2 separate regions of the Mus musculus genome follow, and region 2 is linked to region 1. The links are chromatin contacts, found by POLR2A ChIA-PET in ENCODE. All regions are on one chromosome and are shown on one strand. Each heading gives the region's core, a stretch centred on a gene start or an enhancer-like site at or near the end of the contact. The rest is flanking DNA. Distances are from core to core; before and after follow the strand shown.

Evidence for each region. ChIA-PET counts read pairs that join two places held with the same protein, here RNA polymerase II (POLR2A).
Region 2: POLR2A ChIA-PET joins it to region 1 with 26 read pairs in Patski. The contact joins the promoter of Kifbp here to the promoter of Ddx50 in region 1. POLR2A ChIA-PET finds 5 or more read pairs at or near these places in 2 of 5 experiments (Patski and embryonic stem cell).

The regions. Positions count from the first base shown.
Region 1 is chr10:62,647,569-62,653,296 of GRCm38, forward strand. Ddx50 (DExD box helicase 50) reads right to left here and starts at 3,650. Exons shown (of 15, transcript NM_053183.3): 1 at 3,457-3,650. The coding sequence starts at 3,543.
Region 2 is chr10:62,574,914-62,580,641 of GRCm38, forward strand. It overlaps Kifbp (kinesin family binding protein), which reads right to left and starts at 3,544. Exons shown (of 7, transcript NM_028197.2): 1 at 3,051-3,544; 2 at 137-235. The coding sequence starts at 3,464. It overlaps Ddx21 (DExD box helicase 21), which reads right to left. Exons shown (of 15, transcript NM_019553.2): 15 at 5,334-5,728.

The sequences.
Region 1 (5,728 bases), core at 2,400-4,899:
TAATCTTCATAACAACCCTATCAGGGAAGTACAGGTCCATAATCCCTTATCCGAAATTCCGAAATCCATAAAGCTCTGAAAACCGAAAGTGTTTTTGTAACTTATATGGAGACAGAACCTTATCTGATCTGAATTCACTTGATGGCAAAATTTAACTACAACGAATGTCAAGCAACTTACTGTCTGTATTTATCCCATTTAGTATTACCATCCATATTTAACAATAAAGCTGCAGGTCCCCAACCCTTCTAACCATTTCCAGCTTATGAGAATTTTAAAACCATCTAGCTCCAATGATTTTGGATAAGGGATGGTGAACCTGTAATCTTTGCCACTTTAAGATGCAGAAAGAGAACTGGTCCTAAAGGCTCTTCTGCAGGTGGAAGTGGAAGGGATGGAATGCAGCCCTGTCTGACCTCAAAGTCTATGTTCTTCTCACAGCACGTGTCCTCCTTCAATTATTTGTTCTGTTTCGAGACGGGCTCGTGTAGCACAGAGTGACCTGGAACACCTGACCTGCCTGCCTCCACCTCCAAGTGCATGGGTTACAGGCATGTACTAGTTAGTAGATGCAGCTCTCCTTGAGAACAACTGATAAAGAAAATCAAATGTCATTTATATAAACCAACTGTTACACTTCCATGAAGGACTATAACACTGAAAACTAAGACTGGTTTAACAGAACAATAAAAAGTCAAACACCAAGGCACTCTTTTGTAACTTCAATTTTAAAATGCAAAACTAAGACTGTAAAGATGGCCCAGTGGTTAAGAGCACTGGCTCCTCTTCCAAAATACTCAGGTTCAAACCCAGCACCCACATGGTAGCTCCAGGGGATAGGACAGCTTTCTGTGGCCTCAGGACAGGTCTACACATAGTACACAGACATACACACAGGCATAAAACCCATACACACTAAAAAGATATTTTTTTTTTTTTAGTTTTTAAAATACCAAACTGAAGGCAAGTTCTTTTTTTTATTTATTTATTGACCACAAGAAATTATTTGAAAACTTGGTCCTTTAGAATCACTTAGTGAAATAAATAACTCATTTACCTCAGTGGAATCTAGTAAATTGTATAGCAGTACTTCATTTCACTAAAAACTACAAGCACCAAACTTTCACAATGCTAATATAATTTTTGAAGTGCTTTAGCATAAATTTTCATTCATAAATAGTTGAAAAAGCTGAGTAATATGTAAAAATGCCTTTTAAAATGTTCTACATCATTTGATCTTAACTGCGCCAGCCCACAGCTCTCTAAAGTAGTAAGTCCTATAGAAAAACAAGCTCACAGTCAGGCATGCAGTTTGGATTGCTTCAGGGCCCTGCACTTTAGGGAGAAGATAGAGCAAGCATGTCAGTGTAACACGTCTATGTCCAAACCCTGTAACATCCTAGAGTGCTAAGTACTAACATTACTCCCTCTGGAGCTCAAGCCCAACAGCCTCCTGTTTGCTGAGCTCTGTTCATCTCCTTATCTCTTAGCTCTCAACCTTCTTTAGTGTTTCCTTCTCCTTACCCTTCCGTGGAAGCTCAAGTCTGTGTCAACACACACTTCCAGACTCTCTTGGCTACTTTCATTCCTTTTCTAAGAACACAAATTCCCTATCTCAATATATCCAAACTAGAATTATTTTCATTGAATGCCAGACTTAGCCTAATATTCTATTTCTGCTATTTGGTATTCCATTCCATTTCCAAATGTCTACTTCTTTTTCATGAAGGGCAATCAATAAGTATATTATTTCTGGAGAATTTACAATATGAAAGCTACCAATATATAAAAACATAGTGAAATGTAAGGATGCACAAAGATATAATAACTTTCCTCAAGAATCTTTGGAAACTATTTCAAGATTTTATATATATATATATATATATATATATATATATATATATATATATATATATATATATATAAGCTAACTTTACAAGGAGCACATAAAACTGCCAATCACAAGATAACAGTAGAACAAGCCTTCGAAGGCAAATGAGGTAATGTTTTTATCTCATACTATACAAGTATGGTTAGAAAGAAACATTACCTAGACCATGTCAGAAGCAGGATTTAGGTATGCAAGGTTATTCAAGACAAACTAAATTAAATATAAAACTAAAATAACGGCTTGAGGTTACATTTATAGTCTACCCTAGAAGCCTACAGTAGTAAAATTCAAAGGGGCAAAGAGCTTTGGCTTGGGAAGATGAAAAGGTTCTAGAGATCACGGTGGTCGTGACAGCACAATTCTATTATAATGACATCAAGTCACACGCTTAAAATGGTATAAAAAAAATAAACCTTGAGCCATGGTCGAATTTAAACCCCAGCACTGAAAAATGGAACTCTCAAATGTAAATTCCAAATTTAGTACGTTCTACAAAAACAGAAAAACGAGAGTTGGGAATAGAGCTCAACGCTGGGCATTTGTCGGGCATAGTGGTGGCCTCACTTCAATGCCCACTGGGAAGGTGACATAAAAGGGTGGCTAGAATTTAAAATTTACCTTCGTGGTAGGTCCTAGGGGGTGTTTCCTCATCTCTAGCACTCTACAGAGTAAATATTTTATCAAGTGTCATCTTTCCCACAGTCATTTTCATCCTCATTCAGCTTTCTTTCTCCAGGTCAAATGTCTCCAGTAAAAATTTTACCTCTGCATTTTTTCTTAACACCATAAGATCCTCTATTTTTCGGGTTCTTTCTTTCTTTCTTTCTTTCTTTCTTTCTTTCTTTCTTTCTTAATGTCTTGGACGGAGGTGGGGATAGAACCTCTACAGGCTCCTGGTGGGCAGGGACTATTCTGCATACTTAATTAGTTTTATCTCCTCGGTCCTCAGCTAAGAGTCTGGCACGATTAGCCTCAATAAAAACCACAGTGGATTGAAAATACTGACAGTAAGGGCTATTCGTAATACAACCCCCACGAACTCCATCACAGCCAACCCCTGGCAAGCCTGGCTTTGACACTGTTCCTTAAGCCTCTATTACCCAATCATGGAGGATTGTAACCCCCTAGGATAGCTTTTCCCGAGACTGCTGCAGACACGACACCGCGACCGGGAGGCAACACATAGGCAAAGCCATCATCATCTCTGTCTCAACTCTTCGAAGGCCCCGGAAAACCAAATGAAGGGACTCGCCGCCTAAGAAAGGGAACACGAGCAGATTCCACGGCGATGGGAGCTCAAGTCTGCCCATCTCTCGGGAGAGATCCGGGCGCAGAGGCCGACGTGGGGCTGAAGTACCACGGAAGCCGGGCCGTTCTCCTCCAGGTCCGGGAGTGCGGCGATGGGGAATGGTCCCTGGGACCTCGGAGGGCTGAGCTCGGCGAAGGGGAAGCTGTCCCTCGGAAACTCGCCCCCGGTCCTGACAGGTCTTTCCCCTTCCTAGACAGCTCCCCTCCCCGCCCAGGCCAGCGCAGCCCGAGGGAGGCGCGGCCCAGCCGCAGCACACCTTTTGCCGCTCCTTCCTCTGGCTCTCGGACTCTTCCAAGGGTGCCTCGAGCTCCATTATGTCTCCCCAGAGGAGTTTCCCGGGCATTACTGGCCGTCGCAACCTCCCGCCCGGCTGCGGTGGCCGCGACCACCTACGGCCACCGAGAGCGTGAAAGGAAGCGGGGGCTGGGCGGCCCCGCCGGCCAGGACCGTGCGTCACTTCCGGGCCACGCACCTCGCGGCGGGAGCAAAGCAAGCCGGAACTCTACAGGAGGAAACTCTCCCAGAGAGTCGCAGCCTCCCTCGGCCAATGAAAACCTGAGTGGCCCCGATGGGCCCGCCCACGGTCTGAAGTGACAGGCTTCTCCAGAGCACGGGCCAATCTCCAGGAAGGACGCTCGCCTCCCCTGGCGCGGCACGCAGAATTCCAAGTGTTCCCCTCCCCCCGCTCGGAACGCCTCCCTTCCCAGCATGCCCTGCAACGCTCGCGCAGCCCCCTCGCAGGCGGCGGGGAGCGAGGGGCTGACGCGCGACGCAGCGGCTCGTGGGCAAGCACGAGCTGAGGCCGGCGGGAGCGCCACGCGCCGTACAGCCATTCGCCGCCGGAAACTGCAGCCCTCCGCCCCGCCCCCGCCCCGCCCCGCCCCCCGCAGTGGGTGGAGCGTTAGCCTGTAACGGTACCTGGGCATTGACGTCGAGGCTTCCCGGGGTCAGCAGAATCTGCAGGGGTCTGAAGCCGAGGGGCCGCCTCAAGGATATTAGCTCCTTATGCAGGCGTTAAGTTATGGCTTCACTTTTAGTTCTCACGTATCCCAGAAGAAACCAAACCCACCCGAGAAGCGAATTTATTTGTCCAAACTCAGTAGCGCTTGTAAGACTTGAAAAGTGATCGGAATCCGCGATGGGCACAGCGCTCTCACAGCTGTAATTTCCCAGAGTTGCAAGGCGAATGCTCGCTCCTATGAAACAGAATAGGGAAAAATCTAAAGGATAAGAAAAGCAAGTCCAATGTGTCTGACAGATGACCTGCTTGTAATACGTACATTTAATCTTAAGGTTCAGGATTAACTGCCTCTGAGGTACAAATTTATATGAAAGATATCAGTGTCAGCGAATTGACTTCTTGGTCTTTATGTATATTCACAAAGATTGGGCTCGATCCCCTGTACCTCACAGACCAGGCAAGCCTACTACCAATTGAACAACAATCCCAGTCCTCAAACCTTGTTTATCATGTTCTCTTTATTCAGTCAATCAGCTATTACATTCCTGAGGGAAGATGACACCAAACCTAGATGTAGGTACAGGGCATTCTTGCAAACTACATAATGTCTAGTGTAGCAGTCTTGTAATCTGAGCCTCAAACACAGGCCTTAAAAAAATTACAGCTACACGTCCTGAGTTCTATGATTAGACTTAAATAACCGGGACCACAATATTTTAAATTTGTGATAGCTTCCAGAATTCTATGAAAATAAGGACTGGCTTAACATCAATGACTTTGTCTGAATGTAGTCTTATGGATTCAGTTTTATAACACCAGGTGTGTTCAAGGAATGATGGTGAAAAAGGCTTTTCCCACAAGTTGGATGAATAGTTATGGGTCTCTACATCTAAATCTTTACAAATCTAAATCTCAATAGCTTTTCTAAATTCTTTTTCCTCTTAGCTACACCCAGTTCTACAGCAATACACTATGCCCCTACAACGGAATATGCTATGCATAGGAACAGTTAATAAGGTGAAGAATGCCACACACATGGGTATAAAGGGAGCAGATGCTGTCTTGTGGCTGAAAATCACTCAAATGAAGTGCATTTTTACCTTCTTAGGATCCTATTTTTGGCATTTTTTTTCTCATACCAAACCTCACAGCAAACCTGAAAAGGACTAGATTCTATTAGTCATTCAAGTGACTGCTTCCCAAATTGTGACACCTTCGGCGCCAACAAATGTGGCCTTTCTAAGTCCTAATGGCCTGAACTAATTCTCTTATCAAGTGGGGAAGGAGATTGGAGATCTACACATGAGTAACTTGCCCAAGGAGTGAAGGACTTGGTCGATATTAGCTTAATTGATCAGGAAACATGGGAACAGGAACTATAATTTTAATTTAAAACTCAAAAGATTTATGTCTGATCGTGAGATTTGGAACCAAGGGGAATTAAAACAACATATCATTTATTTTTCTCACTGCTGGGACAAAATACCTGAGAAGAGACTTAAGCGTTTTATTTTGGGTCATTTTGGCTTATAGCTGGAGGCTAGAGTCCATCGGGGTAGGCAAGATG
Region 2 (5,728 bases), core at 2,294-4,793, 73 kb before region 1:
GCTATGGCTCCTGGGGGTCAAATTCAGATCTTCATGCTCGCAAGGCAAGCACGTTATAAAGGGAGCCACCTCCACAGCCCACCGTTTCTTGACTAGTTTTTATCCAAATTTACATTTTTATCTGCAAGTAACCCACCTCTTTCATGTACTGACTGTACAGGGCTTCCGATGACTCCAGGTAGGTCCGGGCGGTTTCGATCTCTTCCCTTTCAGACCACAGGATGCCCAGGTTATTCTGGAGATCAGAGAAAGGGGACACGGTAACTGGACGCATCCAGTGAGGGTGAGTCACAGTCTCAGTCAGCGTTTGTAACGGCAGGCTTGGCCCTCTTTGTTTTCACCACATCGCTTCCTGCCCGTGAGCTGTCCCGCTGTCTGTTACTACAGCCACAGTCCATGCGGCCAAGCCAGCCTGGACTAAACCTGAAACAGACCATTCCTCCCTTTCAGTACTTTCAAAACTATTGTAACTAGCTATGACTTACGTACAGGAATACTACTGATATACCTTATCAGGTAGGGTGAGTGAGTGTGAGTGTGTGAGTGTGTGTGTGTGTGTGTGTGTGTGTGTACGTGCATCTTTTAAAATCAAGGTTTTAATACATAGCCCTGCCTGTTCTGAATCTTCCTGTACAGACCAAGCTGGCCTGGAACTCAGAGCTCTAGCTGCCTCAGTTTCCCGGGTGCTGTGATTAAAGGAGTGGGCCACTTGCCCTGGCTCTATGCATCTTAGCATAACATTTACCTTATACTTACTTTTCTTGTTTGTTGAACTGAGCTCTTAGGTACACCATTACTACATATGCAAACAACACTACTTAGTTATTTTTAAGTTTTAGTTATTATGTTAGTGTATGGGTATTTTGCCTACATGTGTGTCTGCGGAACACATGTATGCAGTACTGTGGAGGCCAGAGAGAGTATAGGATCTGCTGGAGTTACAGGTGGCTGTGAGCCTTCATACGGGTGCTGGAATCCAAGCCTTAACCTTTGGAAGAGCAGCCAGTGCTCTGAAGCACTCTAGCCCTCCATGAGGTACTCTTACTTTAGGTGCACCAAGATGTCAAGCATGCATTTGAAAATCAATAAAATACAGTATACACTGCAGATACCCTTTCAAAAAGCTGCATGTTAATATCCATCCATTTTGTGTGTACCTACATATACTGAGGTGTGTATATGGAGGATTACAAATGGAGTCCATTCTCTCCTTTTAACATACGGGTCCTAGAAATGAAACTCAAGTTGCCAGGGCAAGCGAAGAGTGCCTTTACCCCAGGCCACCTCTCCAAGACCTCAAAAGGTTTTAAACTTCTTTAAAAAACAAAACAAAACTTGACTTTTCTGTTGCTGTTCCAAAATACCCTGACAAAAATCAACTTTTAAAATAAGGATTTATTTGCTCTCAGTTTGGAGAGATTGTTGTGTTGTGGAAGGAGCACAGTGTGGCCGGGGTGACTGAATCCACACTCAGTAGAGGGAAATGTCGGCACTTGCTGGTATTACCCAAGGGAGGCAGCCACTCACATTCACAGTTTAACCTCTTTGGAAACACCCTCCCAGATGACAAGGGGCATCTCTTGATTGATTCCAAATCCAGTCAACACAGGGTTAAAGCTTAATTTAGGAATCAATGAAGAAGGTTACTTTATTCTTTTTCCCTTTGGTTTTCTGAAACAAGATTTTTTTCCCTGTGTAGCCCTGGCTGTCCTGAAAGTCACGATGTAGACCAGCCTGGCCTCAAACTCAGAAATCCTCCTGCCTCAATTTCTGGGATTAAAGGCGTGCACCACCATCACACTGAAGTGTTGCTTGAACTGAACCCCTTACTAATGTCTTTAGCTCCCAAACAAACATGGAAAATATCCCTATCTGTGCCACCTGCTGGAGCTGTGAGCAAAAGGGACAGGCAGTGCCTGTTAGTATTTGGCTTTTAATTTTATTGAGCCATCATAAAAGAATATGGCATACCATTTTCTTCTAAGTTTTGAGACTTTCCTGAAAGGCCTACCTACCCAACAATCAAGCTTAGTAAATATTCCCTGGTACACATATCTGGACTGGAGGATGAAACCATCTATAACCCTAAGAAAGTAACCTGGCACAACAGAGTCCGACATTATCTGTCTTTTTTCCCCCATAGTGTGGAGATGAAACCTGGAGCACTAGGTAAATGCTGTACCACTGAGCTACACCCAAGGGCCTGGAAAACTCTACCCACTATTTGAATTTTGAAATGTTATGTTCTCCAGAGCAGAAAGTCGCACTTGCTGCTTATAAAAATGTAAAGGATGGAAGGTGAGATCAGTTTGGACCAGATAGAGTTAGTCCAAACAAGAGTTCCGATAACCTCAGCAGGGAGGCTGAGGTGGGGGGATCATGGGTTAAAGGCAGCCTGGGCTACAAGACTCTGAAAGGAAAAGGGGGAGGGGGTCCTAGCACTCAGGAGGTGAAGACAGTCGAAGTTAAGCATTGCAGACACAAATGGATGTCTAAACACAAACAAAAAATAAAAAGTTATTAAAAGGTTGTCGAGACAGTTTAAGGAAAAGGTACGAATTCCTTGCTGAGCAAACAAGATGAATGTGGTAAAGAATAAAGTTTTAAGATTTTGGCCATTAACAACAACAACATTTAAGATTGGATCATTCTTGCGATCCCTTGTCCTGTTCATTCCATTCGAATCCCGTTGGATTATTTCTTCACAGAATGAAACTAAGCTTGTCATTGGGTTGGGAGGCGCTGATTCGGACGCTTAGGTTTTCTGCCCAGGATTACGGAAAGTAGCAAGTGAGGCTGGAGTAGGCGGCGAGAACTCAGAGGGAGTTGGTAGGCAGATGGAGGGTAGGTGTTATGACAAATTAAAAGGGACTAAACTTCGCTATGAAACCCAGGCTAGCCAAGAACCCAAAGCAATCCTCCTGCCGCAGCCTCCCTAGTACTGGAATTTCAGGCCGGGTGTTGTGCAATGCTGGGGACTGAACCAACTGAGAGACGTGCGCAGCCAGGAGGAGCGTTTTGGATGCAGAACTCCCGCCTCAGCATCTCACCTGCGCCTGGATGTAGAGAGACACACAGCCGAGCGACAGGCGGTAGGGGCGCAGCAACGACAGGCACCTGACCAGATGCTCCTCGCCGGCAGACAGTTCCTCCGTGTCGATGTGGTTCACACCAAGGTGGAACTCGACCACCGCGAGGCGCAGCGCCCGCTGCGCTCCGGGGCCCTCAGCCTCCCGGGGCTCACCCGCGCCCAAGGCCTGGTCGCCCGGCCCATCGTCAGCAGCCGGCTCGTCCTCGTCCTCGGGCGCCGGGCCCAGCAGCGCGCGCACCTCCTCCAACAGCGCGCGCGCGCCGTACTTGGACTTGTACGGCTCCTTCTCCGGGTTCTTGTGCAGCTCCACCCGCGACAGGGCCAGCGCTGCCTGGAACTTCTCGCGGATCTCTGGCCCCGGAGCGTTCGCCATCGCGGCCTGAGCTGACGGCCGCCTCCCCGTCCGTGGACCAGCAGCCACTGGAGGCCTCCGCGTTGCGACACTTCATTTACGACGTGTCGTGACTGTGGAGCGCCGACCAATGAAGTCGGTAGAGGGGAGCGCTAGACGCTCGGCAGCAGCCAATGGGAGGATGTTCTGGTCGCCACAACAGCCGTCGTCAAGGAAACGAAGCTGTCAGGGAATACAGAGCCTTCCGCTGCTACCCTTGAGCAGTATGGCTTCTCCTGCTTCATCCCAAAATGTAGTTTATACAAAAATGTTCAGAATCAGAATGATTCTTAGGGGTAAGGTACTAGCCTATCGTAAAGTCAATCCCTAGCTTAAATGAAATTTAACACTAACATCTTTCGATAACTGCTCAAGTTCATAGGCAAGAATCTTTCACCACTAATGTATTACGCTATCACAGTTAAAAATTATAGTTGTAGGAAACTACAACCCAGGTACCCAGGTCTCAGGGATCAAATTCAGATCCTCAGGCTCAGCCTCCGCAGCCTTTACTTACTAGAGCCACCTCACACCACCACCGCCCAGTCCCTGAAAATTCTATAAAGGCTCTGAGCTAGGCATGGTGCCAATTATCTGCAGGCTGACACAGGGGCCAGTGTTGATATGTATTGTAATGCTAAATTCTGTAGCCTATGATTAAATTCTCATGCTTACCAGCTTTTGTTGTACAAACTTTATTCCTTAATTTAAAACTTAATTTGGTTAAATAAAAATGGCTACAGCTAGCCGGGCGTGGTGGCGCACGCCTTTAATCCCAGCACTCGGGAGGCAGAGGCAGGCGGATTTCTGAGTTCGAGGCCAGCCTGGTCTACAAAGTGAGCTCCAGGACAGCCAGGGCTATACAGAGAAACCCTGTCTCGAAAAACCAAAAAAAAAAAAAAAAAAAAAAAATGGCTACAGCTGCCGGGCGTGGTGGCACACGCTTTTAATCCCAGCACTGGGGAGGCAGAAGCAGGCGGATTTCTGAGTACAAGGCTAGCCTGGTCTACAAAGTTCAGGACAGCCAGGGCTACACAGAAATCCTGTCTCGAAATAACAAAAACAAACAACAAAGGCTACAGCTAATAACTGCAGGGATCAGAGGTAGGTGGGTTTCCTTGTTGAGCATTGGAGAGAGTAGAACAAGAGCCAGGAGAGATGGACCATGAGCACACGGCAGGAGAAACAGCAATTACTTGGGGGAACACTGCTGGGAAAGAAGCCAGGTCAGCAGTTGGAAAAATAGATTAGAGATTATCCCCCAGTAATTGTCAAAGCCAAATAAAATAACCATAGTGTGAGTCTCACTTATTTGTAAGCTGGTCAGGGATAAGCTCAGAATTGGTTGTGCTACAAGTCTACATAGTTCCAAGACAGCCAGAGATACACAGTGAGATCTGTCTTGAAAACATTTATTAAATGTAAAATTATTTTAAGTCTTAAAATGTATGTACATACATATTGAAAGGTAAACATAGGATGTTAGGGGAAGAGAGCAATTCACAAAACTTGAATGGATGATTCAAGAAATGAACCTGTAGAAAATGGCCCACTGAAGGGCTGGGGGGATGGCAGTGACTGCTCTTCCAAGAGGTCCTGAGTTCAAACCCCAGCAACCACACGGTGGCTCACAACCATCTGTAATGGGGGATCCGATGCCCTCTTCTGGTGTGTCTGAAGACAGTGAAGGTATGTTAACATAGGATTGCGTTCATTTTTATGACAATTTAGCCAAGGCTAACTCCCCGTTATAACCTGATCTGCTTTAATGCAGTATACACAAAAGGCAAGCCAAGCTACTAGATTTACAGACCTAGCAGTCACTGCTATAAAATAAAAGCCACCAAGAACTAAATATAAAGCATCGGTATCTTTATTATGGCATAATGCAGTACTTTATACAGCAATTCATTTTAATGTAAAAACATTTTATGTACAGTTTCAGGAAAACATACATAGACAGCTGGAACATAAAAACAGGCTGTAATTTCAAAGTCCAGATTTATTTGATAAAGTGGAAAATATTTTCTCTGTAGAAAATAGTAAAAATGATAACATTTCCCAACAAGCCCATTTAAACCAAATAATAGTTGAATTATACATATAAATATTGCTTAGTTTCTGCAATCCAAAAGAAACTTCATTTGTTTGAAAAGTCATGTTTCATTTAAATTGTGTCAATTGGAATTCTTCCCTTCTTCCCCTTCACTGTTTGGTTTATGACAGATCATTTTTCTATAGGGTAA